2 separate regions of the Homo sapiens genome follow, and region 1 is linked to region 2. The links are chromatin loops, found by intact Hi-C in ENCODE. Cell type or tissue: breast epithelium. All regions are shown on one strand. Links, peaks and the distances in the headings refer to the core of each region. The heading gives the core; the rest is flanking DNA.

What was found. A loop is a pair of places that touch in the nucleus more often than their neighbours do. Peaks named below come from ENCODE experiments on the same cell type or tissue, not always from the same donor. Only the 100,000 strongest peaks of a DNase experiment are listed, where the experiment ranks them.
Region 1: it touches region 2 in a loop (29-fold over the local background); 12 of 110 quality-filtered maps call a loop at or near these places.

The regions. Positions count from the first base shown.
Region 1 is chr10:118,766,805-118,772,026 of GRCh38, reverse strand. No RefSeq gene overlaps it. Among named protein-coding and RNA genes, the nearest start is that of CACUL1, 14 kb to the right of the region's middle. In breast epithelium, for the core only: no CTCF peak of the experiment used is centred there; a DNase peak (open chromatin) is centred at 2,470; H3K27ac peaks cover 2,381 bases.
Region 2 is chr10:118,349,581-118,354,802 of GRCh38, reverse strand. No RefSeq gene overlaps it. Among named protein-coding and RNA genes, the nearest start is that of LINC00867, 4.9 kb to the left of the region's middle. In breast epithelium, for the core only: no CTCF peak of the experiment used is centred there; no DNase peak of the experiment used is centred there.

The DNA.
Region 1 (5,222 bases), core at 552-4,551, 420 kb before region 2:
TTCTCATGACTCTTTGGCCATGATTGCAGCACAGACCTGTTCTTAAGTCAATCACTCTGCCTAAGGAATCACCGTGATTGGCTTGAGCAAATCAAGATTCATCTTGTAGAATCTTTCCTGGAGATCATGGTTGCCTGATGCCTGCCAGCAAATCCACAGAGGCCATAGGGACAGGGAGTAGCTGTTGCTAGGCTGCCAACTGTCCACACCTGGAACTAGTGTGGCCACATCCTCAGCAGGTCTGGGTGAGCCAAGCCCAAGTCTGCAATATAATCAGAGAAATCCAGCTGCAAATAATTGCTTCTTGACTCTCCATCAGATATCTGCCATCTCTATGTTTCATAGGGCTATTGGCAAAGAAGCCAAACTCTGTAAAATATTTGAAGAGATTTATTCTGAGCGAGGTGTAAGGACCATGACTCATAACACAGTCTTAGAGGTCCTGAGAACCTGTGTCCAAAGCGGTTGGGTTATAGCTTTGTTTTATACCTTTTAGGGAGACATAAGACATCATCAATCAATACATGTAAGGTACACATTGGTTCTGCCCAGAAAGGTGGGACAACTCAAAGTTGGGGGCTTACAGGTGGATTCAAAGATTTTCTGATTGGCTTGAGAGAGGTATGCTATTATCTAAAGACTTGGAATCAATAGAAAGTAGTGTCTGGGTTAAGATAAATGGTTGTGGACATCAAGGTTCTTATTATGTAGATGAAGTCTCATAGGTGGCAGCCCTTAGAGGGAATAGATGGCAAGTGTTTCCTATTCAGACCCTCAAAAGGTGCTGGCCTCTCAGCCAGTCTTTTCGGGATCAGAAGAAGACCTGAAAAAGGAAGGGGATTCTCTATAGACAGTAAATTTTTCCCACAAAAGAGATATTTGCCAGGCCATATCAGATTATGTCAAATAAATATATATTGGGGTAAAATACTTTGAATTTTTTCAGGGCCTGCTGTCATGTGATGCTGTACTAGAGTCAGGTGGGGATTCAGTATCTTATTGCTACAGTCTGTTCTGACTGTCTTCAGATCTCTGTTTTAATGTTAATGCTGGTCAGTTGTGCCCGATATGCCAAAGGGAGGAGAGTATAATGAGGCATGTTCAACGCCCTCCTCCCATCATGGCCTGAACTAGTTTTTCAGGTTTCTTTGAAATCCCCTTGGCTGAGAGGACGGGTCCATTCAATTTGGTTGTGGGGCTTAGAATTTTATTTTCGGTTTACAGGGATAAGCTTTAGCATTGCTTTTAGGTAGTGTTGGCAGTATAAGGCATAGTTAGGTGGGGAAAAAGGATGGTAAAAAGAGGAGAAAGAGAAGACCTTTTAAAGATGAAGAAGGAGGTTAGCTGATGGGAAGAAGAGAAAAGTACAAATGGCTAGGGAGTGGCCAAGCCCTCCCACACCCACCTCCATTGTCTCTGGGGAATATTGAGAGAGGTGCCTCTTGGAAAGAGGGTATCAGGAAGAAGGAGACAGGCCCTCAGCACCTGAGGGAACTCTCCCAGCAGTTCTCAGAGGTAAGTGTTATCTGTCTGACCTAAATGCTCTTGTCCTATTACCCAGGCTGGCTCTGGAACTGACCATCCTCCTGCTGGCCAGCCATCTTCGTTTCTCCAGGGCATGTGCATCCCTCTGGGCCATCTGTGGACACCTCCAGAATGGAGTGCGGGGGACACCTACTTACATTCCAGCTCCTCCTACCTCTCACTGTGGGATTTCCTTATGCTCTCTTAGCCTCAGCTTCCTCAGCTGTAAAAACTCTACCTCACAGGGTTCTAGTGAGGATTAAATAAGATAATCCATAGAAAATGCTTAGCGCAGTGTCTTGCATGCAGTTGTTAGAAATAAATTTTTGGTGCCACCAAAGAAATAGCACTGAAACATAAATTTAATTTTCTTAGCAAGGCAATTTTTACTTCTACAGAAGGGTGCGACTTGCGGATGGAGCAATGGTGAGAGCATGCCTGAACGAGGTAGGGGAAGGGGTTCTTATTCCTGACGCAGGTAGCCCCTACTGCTGTGTCGTTCCCCTCTTGGCTAGGGTTGGACCACACAGTCTAAGCTAATTCCGATTGGCTATTTTAAAGACAGTAGGGGTACAAGTCTGAGTGATGGGGTGAGTAGCTTCAGCGGGAAAGACGGTTAGGGAACAGGTAACTAAAGGTGACTTAGGTCAGAGCAGGTGACCAAGGGTGACTCAGGTGAAAGCAGGTGACCAGGCTGGGCACAGTGGCTCACGCCTGTAATCCCAACACTTTGGGAGGCCGAGGCAGGTGGATCACGAGGTCAGGAGATGGAGGCGATCCTGGCTAACATGGTGAAACCCCGTCTCTACTAAAAATACAAAAAATTAGCTGGGCGTGGTAGCGGGCGCCTGTAGTCCTAGCTACCTGGGAGGCTGAGGCAGGAGAATGGTGTGAACCCGGGAGGCGGAGTTTGCAGTGAGCGGAGATGGGGCCACTGCACTCCAGCCTGGGCGACAGAGTGAGACTCTGTCTCAAAAAAAAAAAAAAAAGCGGGTGACCAGGATGAGTCAGGACGGAGCAGGTGACCAGGGGAACAGATGTGAACTACTGATTAAAACTGGTGGAAAAGGTTGTTTACTGAAACTATGAGGAAGTTAAACTTTAAAATGAAGGACAAAGAACAGGGGAGCTGAACATACTGATACATTAGTTCCTTGGAGAGGATCTCAGAACTCATTGTACTTAACAATTTACAGGCTAAACCCTTTGAAGAGGAATTTATTATATCCTACACAGTTAACATGCAGTGAATGTTTGCCATTAATATCACTGTTAGTAGTAGCCTTAATATTACTGATATAGTCATGCACCACATAAAGGATGTTTTGGTCCGCGACGGACCATATGCGTGATGGGAGTCCCAAAAGATTATAATGGAGCTGAAAAATTCCTGTCATCTAGTGATGTCTTAATGATCCTGACCCTGTGTAGGCCCAGCTAATGTGTGTTTGTGTCTTAGTTTTTAACAAAAAAGTTTAAAAAGTAAAAAATTAATTTTAAAATAGAAAAAAGTTTTCTTATAGGATATAAGGAAAGAAAATATTTTTGTATAGCTGGACAACGTGTGTTTTAAGCTAAGTGTTATTACAAAAGAGTCAAAAAGTTAAAAAATTAAAAAGCTTAGAAAGTAGAAAAGTTAAAGTAAGCTAAGGTTAACTTATTGGAGAAAGAAATGTTTAAAAATAAATTTAGTGTTAAGTGTACTGTGTTTGTAAAGTCTACAGTAGTGCACAGCAGTGTCCTAGGCCTTCACAGTCACTCACCACTCACTCACTGACTCACCCAGAGCAACTTCCAGCCCTGTAAGCTCCATTCGTGGTAAGTGCCCTATGCAAGTATACCATTTTTATCTTTTATACCATATTTTTTGGCTGTACCTTTTCAATGTTTAGGTATGTTTAGATCCACAACATGTTCCAGTTGCCTACAGTACTCAGTACAGTCACGTGCTGTACAGGTTTGTTGCCTGGGAGCAACAGGCTATGCCATATAACCTAGGTGTGTAGTAGGCTGTGCTGTTGAGGTTTGTATACTCTATGATGTTCCCACAACAACAAAATTGCCTAACAACCCCTTTCTCAGAATGCATTACCATCATTAAGTAACACATGACTGTGTTATTAGGCATGGTGCTCTTTTCCACATGGAAAAGCTGTATAATGCTGTGGCCATCCTCACCCTCAGGCTCCTCAGCACTGGTTTTAAGGGGAGTTCTAGTCTAGAGGAAAGGCAGCCCAGGCCGGATGAAAAAGCCCCTGGTATGGGCCAGGCACCCAGTCGCTTTACAACAGCTATCAGATGCCTTCCCTGACTTAGAATTATACAACCACGTCAATGACCTTCCCATTTTCAAACCTTGAGGATGATGCTTAAACTCTCACCTCGGAGATACTGAATCTCTGATGACTGCACAGGAAGGCCTCTGTTTCCTTACAAAACATGCCTCTCAAAATGTTGGGACAACTGAACGGTTCTCATAAAGCTAAAAATATTATAAAATCCTCAATTACAATTGTCCTTTCCAACAGTCCTTGATAGTACTTTGTTGCCTTTTGAACTTAATTTTGTTCTTTACGTTGCAATTAAACACGTGAATGACTGGCTGAAGTCCCATGAATGATGGATAGAGATTAGAATGCCTGCTTGCCTCCTCCTAATGGTTTCTATCTGTGTCTAAATTGGATTAACTTTATAGCTTTTTTTCTTAATCACTGGTATCAGATCATCCAGTTTTCCATTTTCTACTCATTTTTATGAAGTAATGAGGCAAAACATGCAATTTTTATAAACATATAATATTGACCAGATACGTAAAGGATTGCTGCCAAAACTGACCTGTGGACTAGCAGCAGGCACCCCCGTGCCAAAGCTGATGTTTGGGTTTAGAGTATGAAAGGCAATTTGAGGTATGATGTATGAAAGAGCTGACTGTGTGTGAAACAAGTGAAGTGGAGACTCATTTGTATCTGCTGCCTCTTAAATATGACAAGATAGATACCAACTCCTCCTGGATGATTACTGTGGCCTTCAAAAGGCACCCTGGCCTCTACCCAGGGTTAATCCATTGAGAGTGTTGGTGCCAAGATCGAATAACCAGGTGTCTTGTTGCTCACAGCTGCCAACATCAGATCTGCCTATGGCACCTGGCAGTGATGGCTGACAGTGGAGATCCAGTCCTACATTTCAGTGCCAGGAAGGGCCTCCCTTGCAGGCCACAGCTAAACTGTGTTAGGCCCAGGTACCCTCTTCCTCTAAGACTCCATTGGGATTGGACACCCTGGACCACTCGATGTTGTTTCATCACCCAAAGTACAAGCAATGACTTTTAATACACCTCTGAGTTTTTTTTTTTTTTTTTTTTTTTCCTGAGATGAACTTTCCCTCTTGTTGCCCAGCCTGGAGTGCAATGGCGCAATCTCGGCTCATTGCAACCTCTGCCTCCCGGGTTCAAGCGATTCTCCTGCCTCAGCTTCCCGAGTAGCTGGGATTACAGGCGTGCGCCACCACACCCAGCTAATTTTTGTATGTTTGGTAGAGACAGGGTTTCACCATGTTGGTCAGGCTGGTCTTGAACTCCTGACCTCAGGTGATCCACCTGCCTCGGCCTCGCAAAGTGCTGGAATTACAGGCATGAGCCACTGCGCCCGGCAGCACATTCTTTGATGTATTTTTTGCTTGAAATATTCCCTGCAGGTTCT
Region 2 (5,222 bases), core at 435-4,434:
GTTAATGAGTGGATTGTTGCTATAAAACAGACGTAATATATGGGAAAACATGAAGTATATGTTAATAAGACCTCAGTGAACAAGAAAAGTAAAAAAAAATATATATATATAAAAATTCTGTTAAGCAAAATTATGGAGAAAGGTCTTTGAGTTTTAATTGAAAAAATTAGCAAACATTGAAAATTGTTTCTTTTTGCAGCATCTTTCAAGTCCTATTACTAGTTAAAATGGTTTATGATTATTTCAAAATATATTTTAAATAATTCTCTTTCTATCAGAAAAAATGAATCCTGTGTATATACCATATAAAATAATAGTATATAATCTACTTTACAATAGTTTCAGAGTTGTTTCATTAAATCGGTTCTAGCTGTTTCCATTAAACTTCCTGAGTTTCATTCTTTCCTTTCTCCATAGAATCAATGGCCAAATCCTTTATATTTTTTCCTGCTTTTTCATCTTTTTCCAGTCTATGCTTGGAACAGAAAACACAGTCTTTTGTTTTTGGATTCAGTCCTATTGCCAATACTTTTTACTTTATTATTGCTATAGCCAACTAGCAGGCTTCCCTGACTACAGTCTATGGGCCTCTATTAACCCGCCTTTTCAGAGTCTCCACAATTTGAACTCTACTCAACTTTCCCATTTTTCTGATGATGAAACTGAGGTTTGGGGAAGTTTAGATTGTTGAACATAGCCATACATATTTTTGTGATTTCAAAGTCCTAGGTCTTATCATTAAACCATGCTACTCTTTCCTAAACATGGCCTAAAATTTTCCAAATTTTTCTAAGATGAATTTTCCTATCATATATACCTATTAAGCTCTTTACTTCTTCCTAAGGCCAGTATCTATCCTACCTTTACCAAAAAACTCTTTGGAATCCTGAACTGATTGCATTGCTTTCTATTTACTGTGATGTTGATAGTTTTATTCTAACATTTATTTTAAGTTCAGGGGTACATGTGCAGGTTTGTTACATAGATAAACTTGTGCCATGGGGGTTTGTTGTACACATTATTTCATCACCCAGGCATTAAGCCTAGTATCCATTAGTTATTTTTCCTGAACCTCTCCCTCCTCCCACCCTCCACCCTCCAATAGACCCCAGTGTGTGTTCCTCCCTCTATGTGTCCATGTCTTCTCACATAATAGTTTGTTGTATTCTCAATATAGCACTTAACATTTTTTTGCTTTATATTAAAGTTATTTACTTCTGTCTGTATCCCCAACTTGATTTTAGATTCTTGGATGGCAGGGAGCATGTCTTATCTGTCTTTTTAAACAAATTTTGTTTTCAGAAAAGGGTTCTTAGAATTTCTGTCTTTTTTAATTATCCTCCCCTTTCACACAAAAATAGTGTTTTCCAAAGTGCTTTGACACCAGTAGATTTTAAGTCAATGTTAAATACATGGAATTATAATTTTATTTTAAAAGAGAAGCGAGGTTCTGTTTTTTAAGAAATCTGAGTGTGTTTTTTTCTGTTCTAATGGCAATTTTTAATGAAAAATAGCAATTATTAATTAAGTCTTCTTACACAGAATACTTTTTCTCAACAAGGATATGTTCTGTATAGCTAAGAAAAACCTATGCCAAGTTTACTCATTATTCATCATTTAAATATTTACCAAGTTCCCAGCATCTTCCACTATAGATAGATAATACAATTGTCAAAGTGGTACTGAACATAAAAAGTAACAGTCCTTGATCTTAAATAATATAAACTAAAATGAATAAACCCTAACAACGACAACAACAACGAGGATGAAAAGACTCCATGAAAAACACAAGTGATGTTTAAGGAGATATGTACCTGTTTGAATTACAAACACACTTCCCAAATAAGCTTCTGTCTTACCAACCTTTCCATACATAATAACTGTAGACTCTAGAAAGAAGCAAAATAACTGTTTGAAGGCATTGGAGAAGAAACGAAAGCAGGCAAATACTGGAGAGGTTAGATACTCAGAAGAAGCAGAAGGCAAGGGATTAGTTTAACTTTTTTTTTTTTTTTCATGCTTTTATCCTGAGACCAAGTCATAGCCAAAGCTGGGTAGGAAGGTTAGAAACTGAATAGAAATCTTACTTGGGGAAAGAGTTTGGGTCAATAACAGCTGCTAGAAACTGAACTGGAATCTTGAAAAGAAGAGCGGCAGAAAGGGTGAGCCTAAGTTCTACATATAAGCTATGTTTCTATGTACTAATCTCTGGATGACCGTTGAATTATGCAAGTGAAGGGCAGACTCTAAGAAGCCCAGCTAAGGCTAAAATAACTGCCACCTATTGAGCTGCCACCTATTGCCAGGGAGACACATCTTGCACTTTGGGCTTAACCTAGTTAGCTGTCTCTGCTTAAAAATATATATATATATATATATAATATAAAATATATACATTTTTATATACATTATACATTTATTTATATATAATGTATATTCCTTTGAAGAAGCATAATAGAATCCAGAGTTTCTACAACATATCCATCACAATTTCTAGCATAAAGTCCAGAATTACTTGTCATATAAAGATACAAATAAACATGAAGCAGCTTTAAAGAAAAAGAAAATCAACAGAGGCTAATTCTGAGATGACACCAAGGTTGTAATCAAAAGATAAGAATTTAAAAAATAATTATGCTTCAGGACTGAAATGAAAATATAATAATGAAAAGATAGAAAACCTTAGTTGGGAGACATAAACTATAAAAAGGAAATTAATAGAAATTCTAAAACAGAAAAATAAAATATGTAAAATAAAAAATTCACTGGATGGCTTAGATGCAGAATGGATATGATAAAAGAAAGAATCAGAGAACTTGAAGATAGACCAATAAAAATAATATACTCTGAAGAACAGAGGGAAAACTTTTTTAACACATAGTTTTTTTCTAAATAGAGATGGGGTCTCACTATGTTGCCCAGGCTGGTTGCAGACTCCTGGGCTCAAGTGACCCTCCTGCGTTGGCCTCTCAAAGCGCTGAGATTACAGGTATGAGCCACCATGCCTGGCCTATTTTAAAAAATGATCAGAGCCTCAGAGTCCTGTAAACAAATACTAAAATATCTAATATTGGAGAAAAGTAATGAGAGAATGGACTAGAAGAAATAATGGCTGAAAATTCCTCAATTTTAGCTAAAGATATAAATTTTGTAGTTTAAGAAGTTCAGTGAATTTCAAGCAAAATATTTAAAACATAAACAGCATATTTAGAAAAACTACAGTCAAACTGTTGAAAACTAAAGATAAAAAGACAGTCTTCCAAGCAGCCAGAGAAAAATGACACATTCCATATCCGGGAATAATAATTTGAAGGACCTCAAAGGTTGCATCAGAAATAACAGAGGCTAAAAGACAATGGAACAACAGTTTTAAAATAATAAATGAAAAACCTATCTACCCAGAATTCTATATCCAGAAAAATAGCCTTCAAGAATAAAGATGAGTTCCACTTCTACCAAAGACATAGAAAGCTACAAACAGCATTAATACCTTCCTAAAAATAAGAAAGTGTCATATAAATGACAAAAGTATAACTTTCCTTGAACCCAGAACACTAAGTTCACAGGGCAAACAAATAGCTATAAATCTAAGAAATGACAAGCTCCTTCAGGGAGCAATGATATGGGAGCACTGACTCACCTGGGAAAAGCACAGGAAGAAGGAACAAAGAAGAAATGGAATAAATAGAAAATATCTAGAAAGGTGGTAGATTTAAATGACTACACCAATAATTACATCAAATATAAATGCTCCAGCTACAACAATTTAAAGAGATTGACAGGACAAAAAAGCAAGACCCAAGTATGTATTATCCATAAGAAATACAGTTTTTTTTTTTTTGAAAGAGAGTCTTGCTCTGTTGCCCAGATGTGAGTGCAGAGGCATGGATCTTGGCTCACTGCAGCCTCAACCTCCTGGGGTCAAGTGATAGTCCCACCTCAGCCTCCCAAGTAGCTGGGTCTGGCTAATTTTTGCACTTTTTTTTTTTTTTTTTTAAAGAAACAGGGTCTCACTGTGTTGCCCAGGCTGGTCTCGAACTGCTGAGCTCAAGCATTACACCTGCTTCAGCTTCCCAAAGTGTTGGGATTACAGGCATGAGCCACCATGCCTGGCCAAGAAGTACACTTTAAATGTATATCATATATACATTAAGAATAAAATAATGGATACAGATATGCCATGCAAATACAATTTTTTTAAAACCTAGAGTGGCTATCTAGATATAAAACAAAATAGACTTCAGAATAAGGAATATTACCAAGAATAAAGATGACTATTACATAGTAACAAAAAGGTCAATTCACAAAGATGTCATAAAACCCCTATATATATGGGCACCTAAAAACATAGCTTCAAATACCAGAAGCAAACCTGATATAAATGAGAGAAGAAATAGACATACCCATAATAACAGTTTGATAATTCAACATTCCTGTCTCAGTAATCAATTGAACAAGTTGGCAGAAGATCAATAAGGAAATACTAAACCTGAACAGCACCAGCAACTTGCACTAACTCAGGTTTGCAGAACAATCCATGCAACAACAAAAAATGCATAATAAAAATTTAAAAATTATTTGTATATAATAGCAATGAAAAGTTGGAAATTGAAATTAAAAACAGTTCCAACACAGTTTATAACAATTTATAGCATAAAAGCCAAGAAATAGTTTTAAATATAAAATATGTGCATGATTATATGCTTGAAACCCCAAAATATTCATGAGAGAAATTAAAGAAGACCTAAATAAATCTAGAGGTAAACTTCATGGATTAGAAGACTCAATAATGTTAAGATATCAGTTCTCTCCAAATTGATCTATAGGTTTAATGCAGCCCCAATCAAAATATTAGCAGTATATTTTTGTAGAAACTGACAAGCTAATTCTAAAATTTATATGAATAAGCAAACAAGCCAGTATAGTAAAAACAATTTTTAAAAAAGAATGTGGTTGGAAGACTGACATTACTTGATTTCAAAACACATCAGAAAGCCACTGTAAGACAGTGTATATTGGAGAAAGAATATATGCATAGACCAAAGGAACAGAATTGAGTCTAGAATATATATAGTCAATTTGTTTTTTATCACAGGTGCAAAGGCAATTCACTGGAAGAAGGAGTTTCAATAAATCATGCTGGAACAACTGGACATCCAGGTACCAAAAAATAAACCTTGACACATACTTTGTATTGTATATATAGTTGATGCAAAATGGAT